Regions from separate parts of the Mus musculus genome. Here all the other regions are linked to region 1. The links are chromatin loops, found by intact Hi-C in ENCODE. Cell type or tissue: left cerebral cortex. All regions are shown on one strand.

Region 1 (8,000 bases):
ACAGTGGTGTGGACTCAGAACTCCTGGGCTGGGCTGGAGCTGTACCACAGGATGCTGTAGGGCCTTGGGCAAATTACCTAACTCTCTAGGCCTCAGTTTCCTCATCAGTAAAGAGGGCATGATAAGAGAACTTGTTTTATTGGGAAAGTCAATGGGATAACTAGAACACAGCATTTGAAAGAGAACCTGGCACGGAGAACATAAGCTTTAAGATACCGTTACACATTCTTTCTCCATCTGTAGGGCAACGAGGTATCTGGAGTCAAGGAACTCAACATTCCTAGCTTGTATCACCTGTTATAGGGTTGGCGTTTCCATCTGCATTCAATAATTGTTCTCTAGCAGCTAATAATATATGCCATATATAATATAGACATATAGCTATGACTCTCCTATGTCATATAGTCACAAATAATATGCAATATTTGACATGCTCTAATGATATATATTAGGTTGTGTAATGAGCGATACACTTATGTGGATATCATATTCATAGTATAGTACATACTTGTATTTAGGAGGGTTTAGAATTTCTGAGAAAACTATCTAGATTGTTGTGCTGCCCAACATTTGATGATTTAAAGCCCTCTAGGTTTTGGCCCAGCTATTGAGTAATGAATGAGTCAGTTACTTTGAAATAGTTTGATGAAATTAAGAAAGTAAAGAGAATTGGGGTTTGAATAGTGAGTTGTTGCTGAATCCAATTACCCTCATAAGAAAGTATTTACAAATTCTCCGAGGATTGTTTATCCCATGTGCAGATTTCTCCTCCTTACATTAAGCTGCTAATGTCTGATAGAATTGTGAGTAGATCTGTGGGCAGAAATTGTTTGCATTTCTTCCTCGCATCTTGTGTATCGCATAAATTGATTTTGAGTTTAAAACGAAGTTGCTCAGTCACGTGATGCCCGTGTGATCCCAATTTGTGTTATTATGTATTGCCTTGCTTTTGAAACCATATTCCATGTTGTTTTATTTTGATGTAGTATGTTCTTTTTAAAGTGACTATGTTTGCATGTGAATTTCTGTTGTTATTTCTTTTTTCTTTTGAGCATGACTTACGTTTCGTTTTGTGTTTCTTTTAGGTTTTGTTTTGTTTCATAAGATCCCACTGGATGGGTAGCTGAGATAAAGGAAAGACAAAGGCTGGGGCTGTGGTGCTTGTTGCCTGACGCCCTGTGAGCTGAACTCTGGGACTGCTGTTGCCTATCCCAGGAAGTGCTGCTTATTTGAGGGTGTCTGGTGGAAATGGGTAATCTCCGAGGATGTCTGCAGCCTGCTTGTTGTGAGCTGTGACTGGGGAACCCCAAGGCAGAGGCAGGGGTCAGGCAGCTGAGAAGCAGCAGAAGAACACACTTAGATTCACCTTCTGTTCTTACAATAGTTCAAATATAGAATCGAAGTGAAATCTCATTGGATTATGCCTCTCTAATGAAAAGCGAGCTGTTTGACTATACGGAAAATGTGCTGACATTAATTGCTTCTGTTTATTAAAGGTGATTTGCAAATTAAAAACTCTGCATCTATCATCTATCCATCTATCTGTTTGTCTATCATATCTATCTGTCTGTCTATCTGTCTATCATCTATCTACCTACCTCTCTATCATATCTATCTGTCTGTCTATCTATCTATCTATCTATCTATCTATCTATCTATCTATCTATCTATCTATCATCTATCTACCTATCATCGATCTACTTATCTATCATCTATCTATCTACCTATCATCGATTTACTTATCTATCATCTATCTATCTATCTATCTATCTATCTATCTATTTATCTATCTATCTATCTATCTGTCATCTATCTAAAGTCATAGCTAGGTCTAAGTGCACACTAAAAGTCTAATCCACACATAACACCTATTTCAGCAACATCTTCTGTTCTCTAACCTTTGCTAACTTCTGTGATTTCCACCTACAACCCTGCGACTGATAGACTTAAAGGCACATTGGTGGTGTCATTAGTAGGTTCTTTGTTTTGCTGGCAGCAAAGACCCAAACTCTTCGCTAACGATTGCTTTCAAAGTCCACCCGGCAGGTAGAACGGAGCAGCACCAGGGACTGTGTGGCCAGGAGTATGGACCTGAATTAACCACAGCCTGAGAATAAATAATGGTAGGGTATATGCATATAGGGAATTAAAATCTTGTCCCTTTCCATTGCCCTCTGCTAACCACCTGCCCTTTAGAGGTTTGCCTAGCGAGAGCACCTCAGATCTCATGCTGTTTGAATTACAGAGCTGCAGTTCTCTAGTGTGAATAGGCCTGCAAGCTGAGCTGCTGGCCTGCTGTGAGCGGGAGAGCATGTCTAAGGACAGTCCCTGGAGCATGCTGCCCTACTGCTGCGTCCTGACCCAGCAGCAGAGAGGTGGCCAGCTGCTAATGAATGTGGGCTCCTTGCTGAAAGAACAGTCTCCCAGCTACCAATTCCTGTAGCCCCCAACCACTCCCCACCTGACCCGTCCCTGTACCCCTCTCATTCACTTTGTCATGGCAGTGGCCTTTGTGGGATCCATCCCATCTGCACCAGGCAGCAACTTTGTCTGTCCCTCCATTCTCACTTGAGGTCCCCTTCAGAGCCAGGCTGGGATATTTCATTTAAAAACCACACTCAGCTCTATTATACACTCACACACAGAGCATAGCTTGAGAGGAAACTTATTAACATTCCTTTTTTAAAAGGTAGTTTATCTTTAAGGATTTTTAGGTTTTTCTCTTAACAATCCCAGCATGTTTGGGAACTATTTTGAATCCTCTGTAAGCATGTCCATCAATCTTAATAAACCAGAACCCGTTTAGGCCCCACTTGACATCAGGGGAATACTGTAGTATTTTATACTGAGCCACTACAGTATGGCTCAATTCCGGTCTTTTTGTGAGTCCGTGGATTAGAGTGTTTGCACTGGCCAACCACATTGTGCCTGAGAGGGCCAGTCACTTCCACAGACCTCTCAGAGGCTTTGTCTCCAGGTGCACAGTGGGTCTCAGCACAGAAGGCTCCGTGTCCTGAACACCCCCACTGCCCAGCACTGCCCCCACTGCAGCTAAGTGACAGCTCCTGTCACCACTGAGATCTCTGTCTTTCCCAAAGGTGTTGACTTACCCAGAGGCCAGCTAATAGCAGAAATCTTGACCCCCGAAAGGAGAGTGAAATTCAAACAGGCAGGCAGGCCAGGGTCTCAGTGTGACCAACACTCTTAAATATCGGCCATTTGGCACCCAAAAAAACCAACAAAACAAAACAAAAAACTTAAGCTTTGATGTTATTCCATAAGAGGATGATGGATTGTTTAAAGATTATTTTATAAGGTTCCTCAGATCAGAAAGAAAAAAAGGGGGGGGGGAATAATTTCAGTTAACAGCTAGGAGAAATGTAGGGTAATTTTTTTTTTGTTCTGAGATGTAAAGAAGTGGACAGATAAGGAGATTTAATATCAAACGTTACTTGGCATCTTCCAGGGGACAAGGAGAGCAGCGGCTATTAGAAAATTGATTCTTATGGTTCCTGTGTTCTTTGTCTTTTCTTCTTTATAACCCCCAAGGACCGCCATCAGCAACACAGTATTCCTTTCCTATACTCTTCCTTTTATCCCTGGCTTTCTTTGGTCCCCCAGAAGAAATCTGCTCTCTGAGGATTCACAATGGTGTGTATTTTATTTTTACAGTGCCAGGAAGAGAGAAGGGACATTTTTATTTTTCTGGAGTTAGGTCTGTGCTCTCTGACAGGAACTGGCATTACAGTGCCAGGCAAGTCTCCACACTCACAGTGGTCTAGGTGAGCCAGTACCTGCCTAAAACCCAGGGGCAACTGTCAGGATGCCAACCATGTCCCGGGGGAGCAAGGACCCAAGCTTCCAAATCTTATTCTCTAAAGAAGATGTGAAACCTGGATTTTTATATGAAACCTACCTATTTTTAAAAAGTTGGCACAGTTATTTTTAAAACATTATGTAGGCCAACAAAGCCTGCCTGTGGGCCGCCAGTCTGTTCCTTCTGTCTTAGAGAGAGTCATTGTTCCCCACTGTATCTGTCTGTCTTTCCCTGCAAACTCTCTTTCTTCATGACTGCCACTGACAGGTGCATTAAGCAAGTTCTGACAGGAACTTCACCCGTCCAAAGGTGCACAGCTGTCTGTTACCCTGTGACTCCCTCCTAGCTGGGACCCCAGGCCCTGTCACCTTGCTGGGTTGTCCCTACAGTCCTGTCTTCTCAACATTCTCCAAGTGCAGAGCCATCCTGGTCCTAGTCAGCACTCTCCTCCGCTTTATCTGACACAAATCCCTTCTCTCCAGGTGCCATGTCTTCTAGACTCTCAAGAGAGCAGAATGAGATGAGATGAGTCCCGCTCCCCCATCTCCATGCTGGCCTCAGTGGACTGATGGCCCTACTTAGCTACAAAACATCACCTCAAAGAGATAGGGTTCCATAGCTTGTTGACCTGCCATGGTTGGGTCTCTGGGGCGTGGTTGGGTCGCTCAGGCAGCTGAGATGGAGTAACAAAGAGCTTCTGACACCACAGCAGCCAACATAGAAACTGTCCTAAGACTGAAGAGGGCTGTCTCCCAGTAGGAGACATGAACCCCAGTACATATTAGAGAGAATCAGCTCAGCAGTCCCCCCTCCCACCCCTCCAGTCTCAGGCCTCCCCACAGCCAAGAAAACCAGCGCATTCTGCCTTCATCTTGGCCCTCTACTCTTCGGGACCCTGAACCAAGCTCACAATAGCTAGGGGTCTTGAAGCCTGAGCAGGCTTACACAGGGGTTTGCAGAGTAAGTGACTGAGAGAGTGTGCGACTGAATGCAGTTTCAGGGGCATGCTGAGAGAACAAGCAGGGGGCACTTCCTTGCTTCTGCTCCCCCCCACCCTCTACCCCCATCTTTCTAAACTGACCCCATGATAGACAGAGAATGTTGTCTGGTTTTGTTGGCAGCTCTGCCTAATTATAACACACTGAACTCTCCACCACCCCTTCTTGCAAACTAGACTCTCAAGCCTGTGCTGACTTCTGCCTGTGAGGGGGTGAAACACACCTCCACCTGCTTTGATACATGCTGTCTAGAGTCCCTCCCTTTGCTTCCATCTCATTCTTTCACACTCTAATTGAAACTCACTTCATCTTGTTTGGTCTAGACTAGAGATTCACGGGGAGGGCTCCGCTGAAGGGGGACGATTCCATACAACAGGGAGCTCAGGAGGTGGCTGCCTCCAGCTGTGTGGGCTGTGCCAGGCTCTCTGCTTTATGATGACAGAGCTCCCGGGATCCTGTAGCTCAGCAGACCTGACTCCAAGGAACCTGGTACAGAAGTTGCCATTAAGAACATTCTGCTCCTTTTGCATACCTCAATACTTAGCAATCTGTCAAGTTTACCTAAGGGCACCTGGGACAGCTGAGGGCTCTCCTGAATTTAAATTGCTTTCGGGTGAGTGCTGCCAGGCTTAAATTAGGTTGACAGAATTCCCGGCCCAGAAAGTTTGATAGCAGTTTTCACTTGAGAGGCGGCTTCCCAGTGTGGATAACTATTTCCTTGTCCTGGTCTCGGGGACAGAGGGACCTCCCAAGCTACTCGAGCATGACATAAATCATTCACTCTGCATTTAGTCTGGACTCACACTTCAGGGTAGCCAGTGATAGTGAAGCAACTCCCAAACCCACACTACACCCCATTGTCTGTGTTCTGAGTCTTAGTGTTCTTGGGAGGGAGAAAAACGTATAAGAAGCAAGGAAAAGAACCGGAATTTTTCTCACCAGCTTAATTTTAGCCGATGCATATATGAACTCACAAACAAATAAGAAGTAGCAAGACATTCTCAAGAAAGATGTGTCCCTGGGCTTCATCCCTATTGGGTCCAAACCCATTTGCTGGAATCCAGAGGCAGCTCGTGACTCACTTTTGTGCCTTTTTTCCCCTATAATATTCTGGGTTTTCAAGTCTCTTTTTTCACATTTCCTGTAAACAATGCATCTCTTTTTTTAAAAAAGATTTTACTTTTAAGTACTGTTTTAACAGTGTGGCTAGACTATAAATGTACTTGCTGAATTCATCCATTTCTTTAACAAGCCAATAAAGTTTTATGATTCATCTCCATGTGTCCTGTGTTCTCTGTAGATCACACCCCCTCTCCTACCCCCCCACGCATATGGCCCCTGTGTCATCGGTGGTCTGGGGGGCTGAGACATGTCAATAAGGAATTTTGGGGAGTCCTACCTACTGCGGGCGCTAGAACAAATCATGGCTTGGGGACAGCTTTGAGAGTTTCCATCAGTAAGAATCACACACACAAGAGGTATGGTTTATGATTCTTACATGAGAACTACTTCCATTAGTTAAAAGGTATTTGGTACAGAGTATATACCAGGAAGCTTTGTGGGTTTTTTTTTTTTTTGTTTGTTTGTTTGTTTTTTGTTTTGTTTTGGTTTTTTACCAACTAAACTTTTATATTCTTTACAAAATACTTTTGATGTTTTACCCCAGCAAGAGGGCACACAATGTCCTGTCAGTTCATTCACTAAGCAACTAAGCAACTCATGTCAGAGACAGAGAGCAGCTTTTATGGTCCAGGATAGAGATCTCAAGGACAGCAGTACCTGGAGAGACATGACCAGTTATGGCGGCAGACTGCTCATATGTCACGTCCCCTTAGTCTCCATTACAGGCTCTTCAGACTTTCCTTCCGCATGTCCCACTTTGGCTACAGGCCAAAAAATAAGATTTAAACAACTGCATCTTGGATTTATTTGAGCCCATGACCACCTTCTGGGCACCCTGAAGGGGTTATTGTTACTGCATGAGTGGTGGTTAACTTGGGGTAAATTCACCTTACAATCAAAAGGGAGTCTACCCAGGACTTAAAGGATGCTGATGGTAGTTAAGGGGTATTGATTTTGCAAATATGTGCCAAACGGTCTTCCACAGGCTACCCAGGGCTCCTCACAGCTCTACAGAGCTTACCCAACAGTACAGTTTCCGTAGTTTAACGTGCTCACCCCTTCTGGCCCTGGCCATCGAGCAGAGATTATTCTTGACCACGGTGAATTGTCAGGTTAACCAGTCACTGAGAAGGCGTCTGCTCCCAGTCTCAGGAAGCCCTTGCAGATCTCGGCACATGAGTGTGGGGCCTGGTGGTAACACCAGCACCTGATTTTCACCTTTTACCTTATGAGGCAGGTTGGGTCAGGAGGTTTCGGTGCGAAGCATGAGAACCCAGACCGTGTTTGCAACTGGCCATGGCAGATTTGTACTTTTGACCGATGTCATCGAGTGCCTTTGCTCATGTCCCCTGATTTCCAGCCCTCCGCATCCCCCTGGGGTTGTTTCACTATCTAATGAGTGATTCTTTTAAAAAAAAAAGATTTATTTATTATTTGTAAGTACACTGTAGCTGTCTTCAGACACACCAGAAGAGGGCATCAGATCTCATTACAGATGGCTGTGAGCCACCATGTGGTTGCTGGGATTTGAACTCAGGACCTCCGGAAGAGCAGTTAGTGTGTTCTTAACCGCTGAGCCATCTTGCCAGCCTAATGAGGGATCCTAAGAGAGATTAGCACAGCAGGGCTGGGGCGTGGCAGGACGGGTTGGTAGAGGACATATCATATCCAGCTACCTCCATGCACAGAATCTAGACAGCAGAACAAAGTGTCACAAAGGCCTGACTTGGCTTTGGCCTCTGCAGCACAAAGACACAGAGCAGCCTCCACACATGGAGTCCTCTCTGCACCCCCTTCTGGCAGCCCAGGACTGGGAGAGACTGCCAAGGGCATATGCTAATTTTCCAGTCATTTGGTCAAGTCCATCTCACATGCCACAAGATCTCAGAGCCTGTGTTTACTGAATTAAAATCTCTGCCCAACCACAGACTAACGAGCAGTAAGCTTTCCCCCTTCCTTCTGATAGTTTTATTACGTTTCCAAGGAGGGACGGAGAAACAACTCCTATGTTTATTTTCCACCCTTTTATCTCTTTTTAATAATCCCCATCAAACTGTAATCAG
Region 2 (8,000 bases), 140 kb after region 1:
TATCACTTCCAAAGGCTCAGCAGGAGGCTCTTCCTATCTCAGCCACCTATCCAGCATCTCAAGAGATGAAACAGTCCCAGTGAATATTTCAGGTGTTTCCCTGACGTTCTGCAGTGATTTCTGCATAAATCTCAGTCGACTCCATTTTCTCTTCATTGCAGTGCATATCTTTCTGAACCCTTTTACATGGGAAGCCTCATTGTGTCTTTTCCTTATCGAATGCTCAGTGGTCTTGTGTTTCTATAAATATTTCTGACCTCTGTTCAGGCAAGCAGCTACATCCCGTAAGGATAATTTTATATTTGGTGTGTTGATTTTTGAACTTTCCCAGGCAAGGTTAAGAGCACTAGCAACTTTAGGGCCCACCCCAGATACTTGGAAGGGTGGACTCTCGCCCTCTGCTCTGTGGAAGCCAGCACTTCTCTCTGCCCTGTGTGAGTGAGCACCCAGTGCTGTGACCTTCAGCCTTTGGTTTCCTTTCCAAGGACTGCTGTTCTCACGGGCAACCTGGTGCTTCAGTGAGTTTGGTACATCTTCATGGGATCACATGCCATGTCAGATCACAGCATGCTGGGAAAATGTAGAAAGGAAAGGGTGGGTGGGAGGTAAAGAAATATACAAACAAGAGAGAGAGAAAGAGAGAGAGAGAGAGAGAGAGAGAGAGAGAGAGACTAAGACCTGTATCCTGGCCTTTCCTTCCTTCCCCTTTACTTCAGCCAGGACTGCAGCCTGCAGAAAGGTCAGAGCCGACCTTCTGGCCTTAGCTAAACTCTCAGCTAAGCCCCCACAGACACACCCAGGGTCTTACTCCATCAATCTCCCTGGTAGCCCCCAGTGTAATCAGGTTGACAGTGAAGATTAGCCATCTTGTGGAACTTTCAGGGACCTAGACTTGAGTGCTCTCTTGACTCCCCATGACCACTTACCTCTCAAGGAGTACTAGCCGTCCTTACGTTTATTAAGTAGTGTGGAAACGGTTTATAGTTAGGCTGCCTGGGGTGGGGGGTGGGGGGAACTCATCTCTGCTACTTCATCTTTCCTCGAAGCAGAAGGCGGCTGTTCCCTCTCTACAAAGGATGTGTCATCTCAAGGCCCATCAGTGAGCTACTTACAATCTGCAGTAAAGAGAAACAAAATTCTCTCATCTTTTTTATATATATAAAAAAAATAGCTACTTCCTGTGAAGGCTTCCCCCCCCACCTCCTTTTTAATTAAATAACTTACATTTACATAATACTTGTACAATTAAAGTTTTTCTGCCTACACAGGATTATTGCTGAAGTAGGAGAGCTTCTTCTTCATCTTGGGTGAGCAGTGAGTAGGGGGAGTCATGCCAGCCTCGGTCCGACTCTGAGAAGTTTCTCAGGCTCAAACATGGACTTGCTCAAGAAAGCACTGGAAAGCCGTGTGGGCAGAAAATATCAGTAGTGTTCCCTGCATCTTGTAGTCTTGGCTTTTGTTCTATGCCCATTCCTGGGAAGTACTAGGCAGATGAATGGCTAGATTAACTTAAGATAGCATTCCAAATAGACTTCGTAACTGGGTTTCTGCAAGACATGTTCTGGTCCCTAAAGAAAATCTCCCTGGGAGAAGACACATGAATGATTCAGTCTGATATTAAGCAGGGAGATACATGCTGTACAGAAAAAAAAAACTGATTTTGTTGGAGGCGAGGGAGGAGATCTATAAAATTCTATGGGAAAATAAGTTAGACTTTGGCTGAGTTTTAAAGGGAGGAGAGTATCAGGTAGGGCTGTTAGTAACCTTAAAAAATCCATACCTAATGCCAAAGGGTTCTCGTGTGCAGCATACGTGTTCTGGTGTTAAACTCCAAGTGCCCCACGTGTACTGGATTCTTGCTGATCACACTAAAAGGAGTTTTCAGAAAAGAATGGTCCGTATTCTTCTTCCAAAGCAAGGATGCTGTCCACTGCACTAGGTACACTGGCCAGAAACTGTGGAGCCCCACCAGGGCATGAGTTCTGACAATGTCGGTCCTCAAGAGATTCTTTCAAACCTGCCCTTGTTTTATCTGTCCACCTGTCAGACACTACAGAGATTATCACAGCAACCTATCCTAGCACGGGATGCAGGTTAGATAACATTAACACACCAGAATGTGTCCTCTGCTGTGTGACAGGGGCTTCATGTGCTGGCGAGCCTGTGGTGAACACAGCTTAGCAGAAGCTTAGAGAGTCTGAGGAATTTCGCTTTCCAGACAGAGTGAGGCACACATCGGGCTCCAGAAAAATATTTATCTAAGGTTGAAGGGCAACACAGTCAGCAATGTGCTTGCCCGGTAGGCATGAGGAACCAAGTCTGATCTACAGAGTCTATGTTTAAAGGAAAGACAGGGGGGAAAGCTGGGCATGTGGCACACTTTTATAAACTCACACTCGGAAGCTGGAGACCCCTGGCCAGCCAGCTTAACCTAATCACTGAGACCCAGGCCAACTCTTGTTTCAAACTTTGATTCAAACAGCAGCAACAGCAGCAGCAGCAGCAGCAGCAACCACCACAACAGCAGCAGCAACCACAACAACAGCAAACACAACATTAAAAATTTTGAGGCATGACACTCAAAATTGACCCCTGGCCTCAACACGGATAAATACAAACACTCACACACAAACACACACATGTGCATACATGTACACAAACATGATAAAAGAATTATCAAACAAAATCCCTTCTGAGCTCTGATGAGAAAAATCTCTCTTGAACCTATGACCTTACCCACTCCTCGCCACAAACAAATTTTCAAACTTGACCATAGGCATGGATACCTGGGCGCTTGTTTCTTTGCTCATTTTGAAAACTCCCTGGACCTCCATGCCTTGATTTAAATTGAAACTGTGCGATTGCTCTTAATTATCGAGAAATTGGCCAGGGAGGCCAGGCTCCATGTCTCAGGCTTATATAATCCTCAATACTTGAAAGACCGAGGTGGAAGGAGAGGAAGGTCAAAGCAGAAGGGTCAAGGCCTGTCTGGGCTGCAGGAGGAGCTCAGGCCCAGCTCTGCGACTTACTGAGCACCTTAAAATAAGAACTTCAGAAAGTTACAACTTTAGGGAGCAGGAGCCTAGCATGCACCATTCAGCACCACATCAGTGGGGAAAGGCCATGTGCTGTTAAAAATTCTCTCAAGTGTGATCCTTTGTTTTCCTAGTGGAGACGGTGTTATGGCCATAATACAGTTTTAGGACTTCCAGTGAGAAAGGTCTTTGGATTTTCGTCAGTACCGTTCAGCCACACCCTGCTGCTGTCTGCCATCAGAGCTCAGATTCCTTGAGCAATGCTGTTTGCCATTATGTTTCAAATCTTCTATTTGGATCAGTTTGTGAATGAAGATTGTTTAAGGCTCCCCCCTACACACGCCCCTCACCTTGTCTGCGGGGCGAGTTTGGCTCATCCTCTAGGTAGGCACTGTCCTAGATATCCTGAATGTAGTGAGCGAGACACACCATAAGCTGCAGCTGGAAAAGGAGGCAGAAGCTTCCGATAGAGCAGCAGGGCTTGAGCTCCCGGCCCAGCAGACTAGGCAGACCCCTGCTGGCCGCCTCTGTCTCTGCAGGGTTGTGTCTGTGGGTGACTGGTGGGGCCTTGCGCAAGAAAAGGCTTGCGAAGACTGAAACAGCTTGTCAAGGTATCCTTGTGGGTGTCTGTATTGAAGTGTCACAGTACGAAGGCTTTTTATTAGCAGCTATTTTCGAAGCCGAACACCGAAACGGAACAGTTTCTTCCTTACATGGCACTTCCAGGCTGGCTGCCTCCCTCAGCACAGTACGACAGCACCAGCCTTCACATAAGGGGGTGGAGAACATGACGCTGGATCCTTTGACGGTGGAGCCTGGCTATGTGGCCCACGCCCTGAGCCCTGGAGATAATTTGGTTCATTCACATGTTTCTGATGACGGGATGCAGCCGCGGGGGCTGCGGAGGATGGGGCCTCGTGCGTTGCCTTTGCGCACAGCCCGGGAACCCTCCTGTTTTGAATGGGTTCGGAGGGATGGGTGGCCTGTGCGGAGGGCAAAGAGAAACCGGGGCCAGCTAAGCTGGGTGGTAGTGCTCTTTCGGCCTCCTTCAGCTAAATTCTTCACAGCTCTCTTCTAGCATGCAGCAGGTTCTCTCTAGAAAACTCGGTAGGCTTAATTGTAATTAAAAAAAAAAGTTTGCCCCAAGAAGACTCATTTTAGTGCATTAGAGAGCTGATTTTGGACCTTGAAAGGAAGGGTACGCATTCTACCTTAATACCTCAGCTTGGATGGAGCCAGCTCAACCACCTGCTTTTGTTTTGGTGCTTTGATTTTTGAGGCCAAGTCTCACCACATAGCTAGCCCAAGCTGCCCCTCATTTCTTCATCTTCTTGCCTTGGTATCTGAAGTCACAGATGTGTAGCCCTTCCTACACCTGTGTTTTGATGCTGCAGATGAAGAAAACAGTATTCAGAGAGGCAAAGTCACCTCCTGAAGTGTCCTGGCATCTTTTGAGGTTACTCCCCACCTCCAGGAGGTGGAAAGGGTTAACTTTCAAGGTCATAACAAGGTGATTTTGAGTCATTTCTACATCTGGTACACGAACCATCCATCACACAGAGACCCAGATCTGTTTGCTCCTCTGTTATGTGTGCACAGCGTGATGCGACTTCGGCTCATTGGATCAACTTCTCTGACCCTTATTTCCAAGTTCACCAAAGTGGAAATGTCTTTTCTGCCTGCTGCCTCATGCTGTCATGAGGGTACCACGGGAGATAGGACGTGGGAATGTGTGACTGGTTCTTAGGACTCTCGTTGCCATTGGTGAGCAGCAGGGAGCCCGTGCTGATGCTTACCCAGGACTCCCGCCTCCATGCTTAGAATGTGGCTCTCTCAGATAAACTACTCTGAGTGGAGGATGGCTCTCAGGGGTGGGAGCACCGACTTAGGCCTTTTTGGAATATTTCAAGATTGCTATTGGCTCACCGTACTTACTTTCCCGCTGCATCCCCCGTGTCTATGATATGACATGCCACTCTTGTATTATGGACATGAGTCCACTCATATAATATTGCTCTTTTCTCCCCTTCTAAGGTGATATGTGAGAGATTTTCCAGCAGTGTGAAAAGAACTAGTTCAGATCCCTAACTTCCTGCGGATTCATGCTCCGGGTTTCTTGCCCAGGCCCTTCCTGGCAACCTCAGCCACCACCACTGCAAAAAAAAAAAAAAAAAAAACAACCCTTATTTGTAAGATTTATTTATTTTTATTGAAGTGTGCTAGCGTCTGTGTGCGCCTCTTGTGTGTAGTGCCTGTGGAAGCGAAGAGGGCATCAGACACCCTGGAACTGGAGTTAGAACCATTGTGGGCAGCCATGTGGGTACCAGGAACTGAACCCAGGTCCTCTGCAAGAGCAACTAGTGCTCCTAATTGCTGAACCATGTCAGCATCAGCAGCCCCACTGAGAGCACGTCTTACCATTCCATGTAAAGTCCCTCCCCTGCACTTTGAGGTGAGCCGACAATTCCCATCTCTTACCACTGTCAGCCATGTGAGTCTAACAATTTGTCTAAGGGTGAAACACACACCACAAAAGGAAGCCATCACAGGATAAGCCACACACACAGTAGAATATGCTAGGCAACAAGGGACAGGGCTCAGGTCTTCAGCACTTTGAAAAGGACTGGAGACTCCTGCTATAATGTAACATTTAAAACATTAAAATAAAATAGACATGGTTACAAAATAATACCATCGAGTAGAAGCAGAGCTATACATCTTAAATTGCGGTATGAGGTATGATTAAAGCATTAAATGGGACCTGGGGGTGAATATAAAGTGGTAGCATAAAGGATGTTTTGAATATGTGCAGCAGCAATGAATGGCATGACATTAAGTCACCAGTTCATATGTGTATTACCTTTGGAGTTTCTGCTGACACCACCTCTGTTTGTTACCCATGTTAACAGCCGAAAGAAACGTTGGACCCAGAGGTGAATCAAGTGTGTGTGCAATTCCTGTGAATCAAGTCCACAGAACACATCAGGGTCTGTGTGCTCTGGTTCAGTAGCCCTGTGCTTGAACATCATGCAACAGTGCTTATTACACATGTGCCATGAATTTCTACTAGCTAGGAGCATCTGTCACAACCTGATGCAAGGACATGTAATCAGACAGGGCAGACCCTGCAGACCCCGAGATGGGATGAACTCCCGGAGTTCCAAAGACTCAACTTCTTCAACTTTTACATTTTACTAGCCATAGTATTTTTGCCAGGAGACCTGTGTGAATCTGTGCACCTCAGGCACTGCCTGTCTTTGCAATAGGCAGTTATCATATCAGCTCTCGTTGCTGTAATTATATGTGAACATAGGAAGAGGCTATCTCATAAATCAACAGCCTACGAGGGAACTGACACTGGACAGCCTGGTGTTAAACAGGGCATGTGCACACTCAGCTTGATTAGCTGAGTTCAACCCGTATTTCTCCACCTCTCCACACTACAAGGACCCTTGCCAAGAGCCTAGTTGAAACCAGTACACTGCCTGCCCAAGGCTGTTCCTTAGCTTCTTTCCCATTAGGGCACCTATAAAGACCAAGACGGTTTTTTTGTCATAGCTTCATTTTGATGAGCCCTCTCCTTCATCATTTGCTACTCTCTCAAGCAGCTCTCAGACATCTCTGTACATCTTGTGTTAGGATTTAGTCTGGGACAAAGCTCAACTCTAGTTATGAGAGTGCACTTTCTGGAAGTTGTGCCAATCTCTGCCTAACTTCTCCTTGGTTTCCCTCCACCCACTCCCTTGCTCCTACTGCCTGCAAGAATACTAAGTTTACTATGTTCAGGGGCAAGGGTTGGACTGTCACTGAGCTATGACTCCGGATGCACACCTTTCCATTTAAAGAGGACGTCACTTCGTCCCGCCTTTCCTTGACTGCCAAACATTCCGGATAGAGCAGAGAGAAAATTATTGAAACTTCTCCAACAAATACCATGCTGGGTGTTAGGGAGGAAAAGGTGGGCAAAGGTGTATTAGCCTTGTAGGGAATCTTACATTGTCAAATAATCCATAGACACACACCAGATAGTGAGTGGTGTGGAACAAACTGCTGGGGCTGCAAAACACTGCAAGGGGGAGGGGAGTCCGGCTTGGTGTGAGTGCTGGGAAGCCCACAGAGAGCATCTCTGAGAGGAGGCTTGCAGGTTGGGCTAGAGCAATACTGCAAAACATTAGTACCTTTTCATGGTCTCATTTTATAATATATAACCGTTGCCCACGTGAATGTTTATGGCATGATTAATGTGCTTTTATCTTCTTTGGTGTGGGGGATTTTATGTGATTTAGACTCTCATAGCGACACAGTTCTGAGTTTTCTTCTGGTAATTAAAATTAGCTACAATAGCCTCATTTCTATAAACTTACTTTAGCCCAGTCAGAAAGGCAGTGCCAGCTACTGGTCTTTGGAGCATAGGGAAGTTTGATCAAGTCTGTAGTTCCAACTCTCTCTGCAGTGAGCCAGGGCTGCACGGTCTTCATGCTTCTCTCAAGCTTGCCAAACTCCACCAGAGCCTCCAGTGGCATTGGGGATGTGTGCTCTGCACAGTGCTAGCATCTCATTGGTTTAGAACAGGAATGCTTAAGTAGTTTGAGGCCGTGCTAACAGTTTCTCCACATCCTGGAGAAGGGAATGCTCCAATGTTGACTGCCTTGAGGTACAAGTAACTGGGAGCCGTGAGGGGCACAGGCTGAGGGAGATGGGAAAATGGTAAGCAAGGTTACACCTGATTCAGCAAGGTTACACCTCGCCAGGTAATGCCTCTCTATTCTCCAATCTCAGCAAAACTCACCAACTCATTCATTTACAGAGGCAACATTCACCCTAGGGTGCACTTGACCATAGTGGGCTTTCCCTGTTAGCCACTCCGTACTGGAAGACTATATATGTTCTCCTTCAGAAATACACAAGAACTAAACGGGAATGCGCCACAGTTACAGGTGGCTCTGAAAGTCCTCTGCAGGCACG
Region 3 (8,000 bases), 130 kb before region 1:
CATGGTAATGCAAACCCTAACTGAGACAACATCCATGCTGACTTAATAGAATGCACTGGAAAATGTTCCTCTCCATTTTCTGGAAGAATGTGGGTAGTTTTGCTATCGTTTGCCATGTCTTGTAGAATTAGTGAAGTTATCTGGGACTAGAACTTTCTCTGTGGGAAGATGTGTGTGTGTGTGTGTGTGTGTGTGTGTGTGTGTGTGTGAGTGTGTGTGCATGTGCAGTGGGGTGGTGGTGGTATATGCATGTGGGTGTACAACTATGCACATACGCAAAGCCAGAGCGAGATGCTGGGTGTATTTCTCCCTCACTCTGTGAATTATTGCCTTGGAACAATCTTCACTGAGCAGGAAGCTTACCTTCTTGTCTAGGCTGGCTGGTGGGCTCTTCAGGACTGCGTGTTTCTACTAGTTCTGGGGCTGTAGTCATGCACAGCCATTTATGTAGGTTCTGGGATTTGAACTCATGCTTGCATAGCATACATCCTTATTCACCGAGCATCTCTCCAGACCCAAGTGGGAAGATGTTAAAAGATGAACTAAAGATCTGCGTAAGATCAGGACTACTCAGTTTATCTGTTTCCTGTATAGAGAATGTTGTTATTTGTGTCATCAATTTTGTGTGTGTGTGTGTTTATGTGTGTGTGTAGTTGTTGTTGTTCACAGTATACTTGTGTGATTTTGTTAATATTTATAAATCATCTGGGGTTTCTTGTTGAATTCATTATTTCATTTCTCTCCCTTTTAAAAAATATTGATTTATTTTCACTTTGTGTGTTTCCCTGGGTGAGTGTATATGCACCATGCACATGTAATGCCTCAGGCGGCCAGAAGAGGGCATCAGAAGTCCTGGCAGTGGGTTGCTGACCATAGTATGTGACTCTGGATGTTGGGAAGTAAACCAGAGCCTCTGCACCATCTCTCCTGCTCTCCCCCCAGTGCCTGCCTGCCTGCTTGCTTTCTTTCTTTGTTTCTTTCTTTGTTTCTTTCTTTGTTCCTCTCTCTCTCTCTCTCTCTCTCTCTCTCTCTTTCTTTCTTTCTTTCTTTCTTTCTTTCTTTCTTTCTTTCTTTCTCTCTTTCTCTTTCTTTCTTTCCTGATTGGCCCAACCAGATGTCTATCAATGTTATTCATCTTAAAGAGCTGTTTTTTTTACGTGTTTTTGCTATTTTTTTCATTCTGGTTTGCATTATTCCATCTCTTTGGATTTCTTTGTGATAATTTGTTCTTTTACAGGTCCCAACACTCAAAGTCAATGTCACTGACTAGGGACATTTGTTCTTTTCCAGGATTGGGGTGTAGTGTTGTAGCGTTCTTCCTAACGGCTGGCTCAGTGGCTCCCTACAAATTCTGATGTGCTGTGATTTCACTTTTTACTTTTGATTCTTTTCATTGGCATAGATGCCTTGTGTCTGCGCAGGGATTGCCATAATTCCTTTGCGTCTCTGCAGGGATTGATATAGCTCCTTTGCATCTGCCCAGGGCTTTTACCCCTGGCTACAGGCGGTTTCACCTCTGAATATGCTAATCAAGATGGAGACTTCTTAGCTTTCATACACTCTCCTGTTGGGAGCCTTCTGCTCACTTTGATTTCCCTTGACTCTGCCACAGTCTTTCTTTGTTGTCCGATGCCCATTTGCTTAAACAACCCAGTCCTTTCTTATGTATTATTAGTTGTTTGGTTGAGAGACCAATCCTCAGTCAGAAGCAAAAGTTAGTGGAGTTTTGTCTTTGTATAACAGCTTTCTGGTCTCAAAGTTGATATGGATCTTCAAGTTTATAAGCTAAGAGAGCATTATCGTGTGTCCTGTTATTGTTCATGGTATTACCATTGTGAATGAGAGAACAACCCCCCCCCAAGCCCAGTGAAGGACTTACCTGGCTACTAGAGGAACTCGGAGTACAGGACTGCAGGACAAGAGGAACTGTGTCCAGGAAAGCTCACACAGAGGGCTGGCTGTGGTAGAGATTAGGTGAGGCATGCTTCAAATTCAAATTATTGTATTTGCCATTGAGCACATATTTAAACATGCCTACTGTGATCTGGAGCGAGTTTAATAAACACAGTTGATAATCATTCCTGCCTCTTCAACGTTTCCATAAACAGTCTGTTGAAAGGACAAAATAGTGTGGACCAAGACAAGACGGTGGCCCAAGGAACGGGGAGCAGGAAGTGGGCAGCCCATCCTAACTGAAGTGGCACGTAACAGTAGCATGTACTCGTTCTACAAATCCTGCAAATATTCCAGCATTCATTAGACTCTTCCTGTCTATAAACCACACAAACTCTGCCAGTCTTGGATGCCACGTCAATACTGTAGCCACCATCATAGAAATGGACATTTTCTGAGAAAAAATGGAGTGAGAGTAGGCATGAGTCTGGGGCACGCATGAGTGCGCAGGGGCGGGAGTGGGGCAGTAATTACTCCTCCCTTCCTCTTCAGTGTTCCTAGGGGTTTTTCCACAAAAGACACTGGCAAATGGAAGGAGAGATGGCTCAGTGAGTAGACACTTGGTCTGATCTCACCTTGCTCCCAGGACGCGTGATGGAAGGAGAAAATCAGCTTTCCTCTGATACCCTTGATTTGGTAACCCACACACATACACAATAAGGTGTGTGTGTGTGTGTACGCGCGCGCGCACGCACGTGTATGTGTCTGGAAAAGTCTCCCTAAAAGAACATTGGCAGCACAACTGTGTCTCCTGGACAAAGATGTCTTAGCTTTGGGGTTCTGTGCCTTGCCACAGCAGCAAAGGTGGCAGGCAGAACTGAGAAGTTATCTGAAGCTTGGGTGGTCCAAGCCCCCAAGGTGTATCAGGGCTCAGGGAAGGGGGTGAGGTGACCTGCTGGTTTTTGCTCCAGGCCTCGGCCGGCCGGGTGTTTTAAATGTGTAAGGATTATATTTCTATCCCTGGTGCATGACATCTATGTGAAAATCTTGCTAGATTGATTTTATTTCTTAGTGATGTTTAAGGCTGTGCGAAGACCCAAACATTTCCCCTGACATCATCCTTCTCATTTCTGGCCTTTTGCGGGCAGTTGGATGACTATTCTTATGTCTTAAATTGGACTCCAGCGCATTGTCTTGTGGTGCGTGGAGGACTTCAGAGGCAGGAGATTGTAGGGATCTGGTGAGAGGCGCACTGCCTGGGTAGCAATGTGCACACAGCGCGGCGGTTGCGCATCTGGAGCTGCAGTGCGCCGGTAGCGCAGTTCCTAATGCGGTGGTAGCAATGGCCCGAGGTACCGGAGCGTGCTGGGTTTCTTCTCCCCACGCGGGGGCACCAGAGCCCTCGAAAGTGTCAGGCACTGCGGCGCATCTACCAGATTCCCTTTTAAATGACTGCGGATGTGCGGGCGGTCGCAGCTACAAATGGTGAGAGGAGGCTCAGATCAGGCTCGCGAATGGCCCGCAGCGACCATTTAACTGCACCCGCACGTTTGTCACTCGACCCTCCGGAATCATCTCACGTGTCCCCACTGAGACTCTAGGGCGCTGCCGGAGCCCGGCCTCTCGGTAGCTGGAAGCACATCCTGCCTCGGGCAGCGCGGGTGCAGGGTACACGTTGGCGCACATGCACGCGCGCACACGAACACGCGCAAGGTACGGCAGGGCAGGGGACAGGGGCTTGGGTGCTCCGCGTGCGGGTGGGTGTCGCGGGGAGTGAAGCTGTGATCCTCAAATGGCTGCATCCTGCCAGGTTAAGGAATAAGAGAAGATGATGCGGAGCCATCCATTCCACAGGCCAGGGTCGGTGCAAAGCATTTAGGGAACCCACAGCGCGGCCGGCGCGCTCCCTTCCCACGCAGGGCTCTCTCTGTGGCGCAAACGGCAGGAGAAAGATCCATCAGAGCTACACTTGTGTCTGCAGGCTGTCTACACTTCTCTCTTGGCAGAAACCCCATCAGGAGAGCTTTGGAACCATCCACCCCTAAATAGGTAGTCCGGAACCCGGCAATGGTCCTTGGTTACTAACGTACAGCGCTATATATTTATTTTTGTACGGGGTGTAGCTTGTCTTCCCTATATTTTGGAAATAGCTTGCTTTCCCCTATGAGCATGGTGAGAAAGAAGAACGCGGCGGGGAGGGAGAGGGAAAGGAAAAGGAAAAGGGAGGATTCCTACAATACGAATCAGAGCATTTTTTTCAGAGCCTAACCAAACAGGGCTTCCATTTAAAAAAGGGGGAGCTAGTCTGTACTGCGATGTGGAAGAGATGTAAGAATTAGGGACCAAGGAAGCATCGCTGCATTTTAGATGTACCGGGGTCTAAAGGGGGCACACACACGCACACGCGCACACATGCACACCCGCACAGCTACCCCGCCAAGGTGTGTGCGTGCGCGCGAGTGTGAACTCCCACATGCTGCTGTCTGCGCCTGGCCGCTGGCACCAAGCCTCCTCCTCCCCGCTCGCCCCCAGATTCCCTCCCCTCCGCCTTGCTTTTGTCTGGAGGGTGCTATGCTATGCGTGTGTGCGTGTGTGTGCGCGCGCGCGTGTGTGAGCGTGTGTGTTTTTGGATTTCATACTAATTTTCTGGAGTTTCTGCCCCTGCTCTGCGTCAGCCCTCACGTCACTTCGCCAGCAGTAGCAGAGGCGGCGGCGGCGGCGGCCGCCGGTTAGAGCCCAGTCGCTGCTTCAGCTGCTGTTGCTGCTTCTGCAGCGCTCTGCTCCCTGCGCTTGCTACGGGAGGCCGGGGAAGCCGCGCGGACAGTCCTCGGTGGCCTGGGCCGGCACTGTCCTGCTACCGCAGTTGCTCCCCAGGTGGGATGTGCCGCGCCACCTGCCCACCTCCCCTCTCCCCCCGCGCCCAGCGGCCGGGGAGGATTCTGCAGCATCATTGGGGCCCCAGCGCTGCCGCAGCCTCTTTGGAGGGTCCTTGGCTTGGCCTATGCCATGGAATCTGCTCTCAAAGACCCGTTACCGACTTCTCATGCCTCGGCCTCAGGCTTGAAGGGAGGGCGGGCACACGGGGGGGGGGCACTAAGGGGCAAGTTGATGGCGGGGCGGGAGCTGGGCACTCAGACATTCATTCTCCAGGCTTGGGGTTCAGGGTGAGGAGAGCGCGGAGGGACTGTGTCCCAGTTGGTGGTGTGTGGGGTCTATTAGTCTCATCCATGTCTGTTTGTCCTCAGCCCTGAGGTGCGCACCGATATCGATATTCGTGCCGGTTTAGCGGTTCTGCGACCCAAAGAGTCCAGGGAGATCCACCGAGTGGTGCCTGGCGTATAGGACTATGCAGCCGCCTTGTGGCTCGGAGCAGCGGCCCGCGATGTCCCAGCCACTGTGAACCATTTGGTCAGCGCCAACCTGCTCAGCCCCAGCACCGACAGGCTCAGCCTCTGGTACGCTCCACTCCGCGGGAGGCCACCAGCACCAAGCAGCAAGAGGGCGCAGGGAAGGCCTCCCCCCTCCGGCGGGGGACGCCTGGCTCAGCGTAGGGACACGCACTCCGACTGACTGGCACTGGCAGCTCGGGATGTCGCCCTGGCTGAAGTGGCATGGACCCGCCATGGCGCGGCTCTGGGGCTTATGCCTGCTGGTCTTGGGCTTCTGGAGGGCCTCTCTCGCCTGCCCGACGTCCTGCAAATGCAGTTCCGCTAGGATTTGGTGTACTGAGCCTTCTCCAGGCATCGTGGCATTCCCGAGGTTGGAACCTAACAGCGTTGACCCGGAGAACATCACGGAAATGTGAGTTCCTTTTACTTTTTCTCCTGTCCCCACCTCAGGAATCAGGCAGGTGTATGTTTGGGACAGATGCTGTCCCACACATGGCAAGAAGTCAGAGACCAGAGAGATGGGGTACCTGTCACTTCTCTGTCTGTTTCACTGGCTTACGGATGTCAGTTGGTGAAGAGTGGGACTCTAAAATTCCATATAGACAGAAATATAATCATAAATTCGTATATATTATGTTCCTGGGAAGGAATTCTGCGTGCATTTTCATTTCAAAGTTCTGATGGGTGTGTTTTAGGCTTTCAGTATACGATAATTATATTGGAACATTTTTGTTTGGTAAAATATACTGTGTGTGTGTGTGTTGAGAGAAGTTCCAGTGATATTAACCAGAAAGGAGGTTAAAATTATTCATTTTCAAGAATTGGTTGGAGGAAGTGAGGGTCTCTCCCTTAACATCTTTTCCCGAGGCTTGGAGTTGACTGGTCCTGTTCCCCCTTTTCCATCTCATCTATTGGATTTTGCTTCAGAGATTGCAGCCAGAGATGCTTTGAGGATGCCCTGTAAGAGGAGAAGTTCTGAGTGTCGAAAAGCACTCGCTCAAGAGAGAAAATGCGATCACAGGAAGGGCTAAAAGCCTGGGCTGATTTAATTTGGACCTGATTTCTCAGAGATACGATTTTGAGACCATTTGGATTATAAATCTTAATTGCCCATTGAAAAATTCCCCAGGACTAGGCTAAACAGCAAGCTATGTGCACACTGACGGATGGTAGCTTCAGCCTTGTCCCTAGAAAGGTTACAGCTTGTCCCAGCTTAGTGGAGAAACAGAAATGTGTTTCTTTTCTCTCTGTTGGGTGTCTTGTGACGAATACCCTGCCAAGCAGGAACTCAACCGTCCTTTCTCTAGGTCACCTGTGTTGGGCACACTGCTGTTGTCCCTTCTCTGCAATCTTGCCATTTTATGTCTCACGAACAGAAGGTTTTGTTCATCTGTGTAGAGGATTATAAAGCTAAGTTTCCTGGGTGATTGAGACTGAGAAAGGCAGCCTTGTAAGTAGGGCTTGGGCTGTGGCCTTCCGGTTGGCGAGTGCGCATGCACCCCCTCCCCCAATGTACAAGGGTGTTTTCTGCCAATGCAGCTGCCAGTGCCAAAGGAGTCAAGATAACCTGTTTTGGTTTTTAAATGTAAGTAGGAGCCCCTTCTAATCTTGCCGTTCTGCTACTGATGGTTACACTACAGGCCTCCGGTGTGAGGAAAGAATGGCAGAGCAAGGTGGAGCGTGCAGGCCTGGCATAGCTGAGCCAATCCGGCTGTGAACAGTGGAGACCAGGGTGCTAGGTTCCCAGTCTTTGACAAGTAGCGCAGCAGCACAGTGGGAGGTTAGGGTAGGTATGTGCCTGTCCTGGGCTGGGCTTATCCAAAGAGTCTGTGGCCTTTCTCAGAACTCATGCCTTTCCGAAGGTAATGTCAGTCAGATGGAGGGGCCTTGTGGAAGCAACTCAGAGCCTTTCGGTGGCTGGAGACCTGGAAGGTGCATTGACACAGCCTTTTTAAAAATCCAACGATAGACACCGAATGAAGAGAGAAATGAGACGCAGCGCTTGGTTCTCACTTCGGTTGCTTTACTTTAACATTTTAAGATCAGCTGAAAAGAAGAAAGCATCTCTAAACCCAAAAGCAGTATTGCCGAGGTTCCAGAGCCTTCTGCCTGATGCATGCCAGAAACTGACATTTGGGGCAGAGCATGCTATGGCTTTCTTGCAGTTGTTGTTACTTCACACACACACACACACACACACACACACACACACACACACACACACACACACAAGTGTATTGTGATGTTTCAGTTCCTACTCTGGCTTTATTTAGAAATCCATTGGTATTGGGAGAACTTAGAACTCCATGTGCCTGAGTGTCCAGGATGCAGGAGTAGGTTGGTAATATCCACCAGGCTAGGGAGAGGCAAGGTCTGCAAGAAGGCATTTCTGTCTACTTAGCCTCCTGGTGCCACTTGAGCCTATCCGAGCAGTATCTGTAAACTGTATTGCAGTGCTTCTTTGGAAAGCACCAATTATTTTGAACTCAAAATAATATCAATAGTTGAGATAGTTTCATCCTCAGCCGTATAGGATACCATCTGTGCCCCTTTCCCTACGTGATAATATTTGTTTGAACAACTTGGTGGGTGGCTACAGTACGAGCTACAGTTGGAGCCAAATGACACATTTCACATACTCTGTTATTTGGTCCAGTGCTATTCTCAATGTATTCTGGACTAGAAGTTTAGTTTATTTGTGTATCCATGAAGTTATAT

Evidence for each region. A loop is a pair of places that touch in the nucleus more often than their neighbours do. Peaks named below come from ENCODE experiments on the same cell type or tissue, not always from the same donor. Only the 100,000 strongest peaks of a DNase experiment are listed, where the experiment ranks them.
Region 2: it touches region 1 in a loop (4-fold over the local background); 4 of 42 quality-filtered maps call a loop at or near these places.
Region 3: it touches region 1 in a loop (2.6-fold over the local background); 4 of 42 quality-filtered maps call a loop at or near these places.

Annotation. Positions count from the first base shown.
Region 1 is chr13:58,930,938-58,938,937 of GRCm38, forward strand. The region is part of intron 12 of Ntrk2 (neurotrophic tyrosine kinase, receptor, type 2); the gene reads left to right. Among named protein-coding and RNA genes, the nearest start is that of Ntrk2, 130 kb to the left of the region's middle. In left cerebral cortex, no CTCF peak of the experiment used is centred here; DNase peaks (open chromatin) are centred at 3,981, 5,272 and 5,783; H3K27ac peaks cover 5,503 bases.
Region 2 is chr13:59,070,212-59,078,211 of GRCm38, forward strand. The region is part of intron 16 of Ntrk2 (neurotrophic tyrosine kinase, receptor, type 2); the gene reads left to right. It overlaps Gm53063 (predicted gene, 34245), which reads right to left and starts at 3,503. Exons shown (of 4, transcript NR_168904.1): 1 at 3,386-3,503; 2 at 1,781-1,868; 3 at 1,225-1,395; 4 at 1-1,115. In left cerebral cortex, a CTCF peak has its summit at 3,552 (motif pointing left); DNase peaks (open chromatin) are centred at 1,079, 1,381, 3,728, 4,727 and 1 more place; H3K27ac peaks cover 6,451 bases.
Region 3 is chr13:58,803,247-58,811,246 of GRCm38, forward strand. It overlaps Ntrk2 (neurotrophic tyrosine kinase, receptor, type 2), which reads left to right and starts at 4,451. Exons shown (of 18, transcript NM_001025074.2): 1 at 4,451-4,767; 2 at 5,139-5,694. The coding sequence starts at 5,483. In left cerebral cortex, CTCF peaks have their summits at 824 (motif pointing right), 3,278 (motif pointing right) and 5,374; DNase peaks (open chromatin) are centred at 3,298, 3,809, 4,069, 4,484 and 2 more places; H3K4me3 peaks cover 5,019 bases; H3K27ac peaks cover 4,922 bases.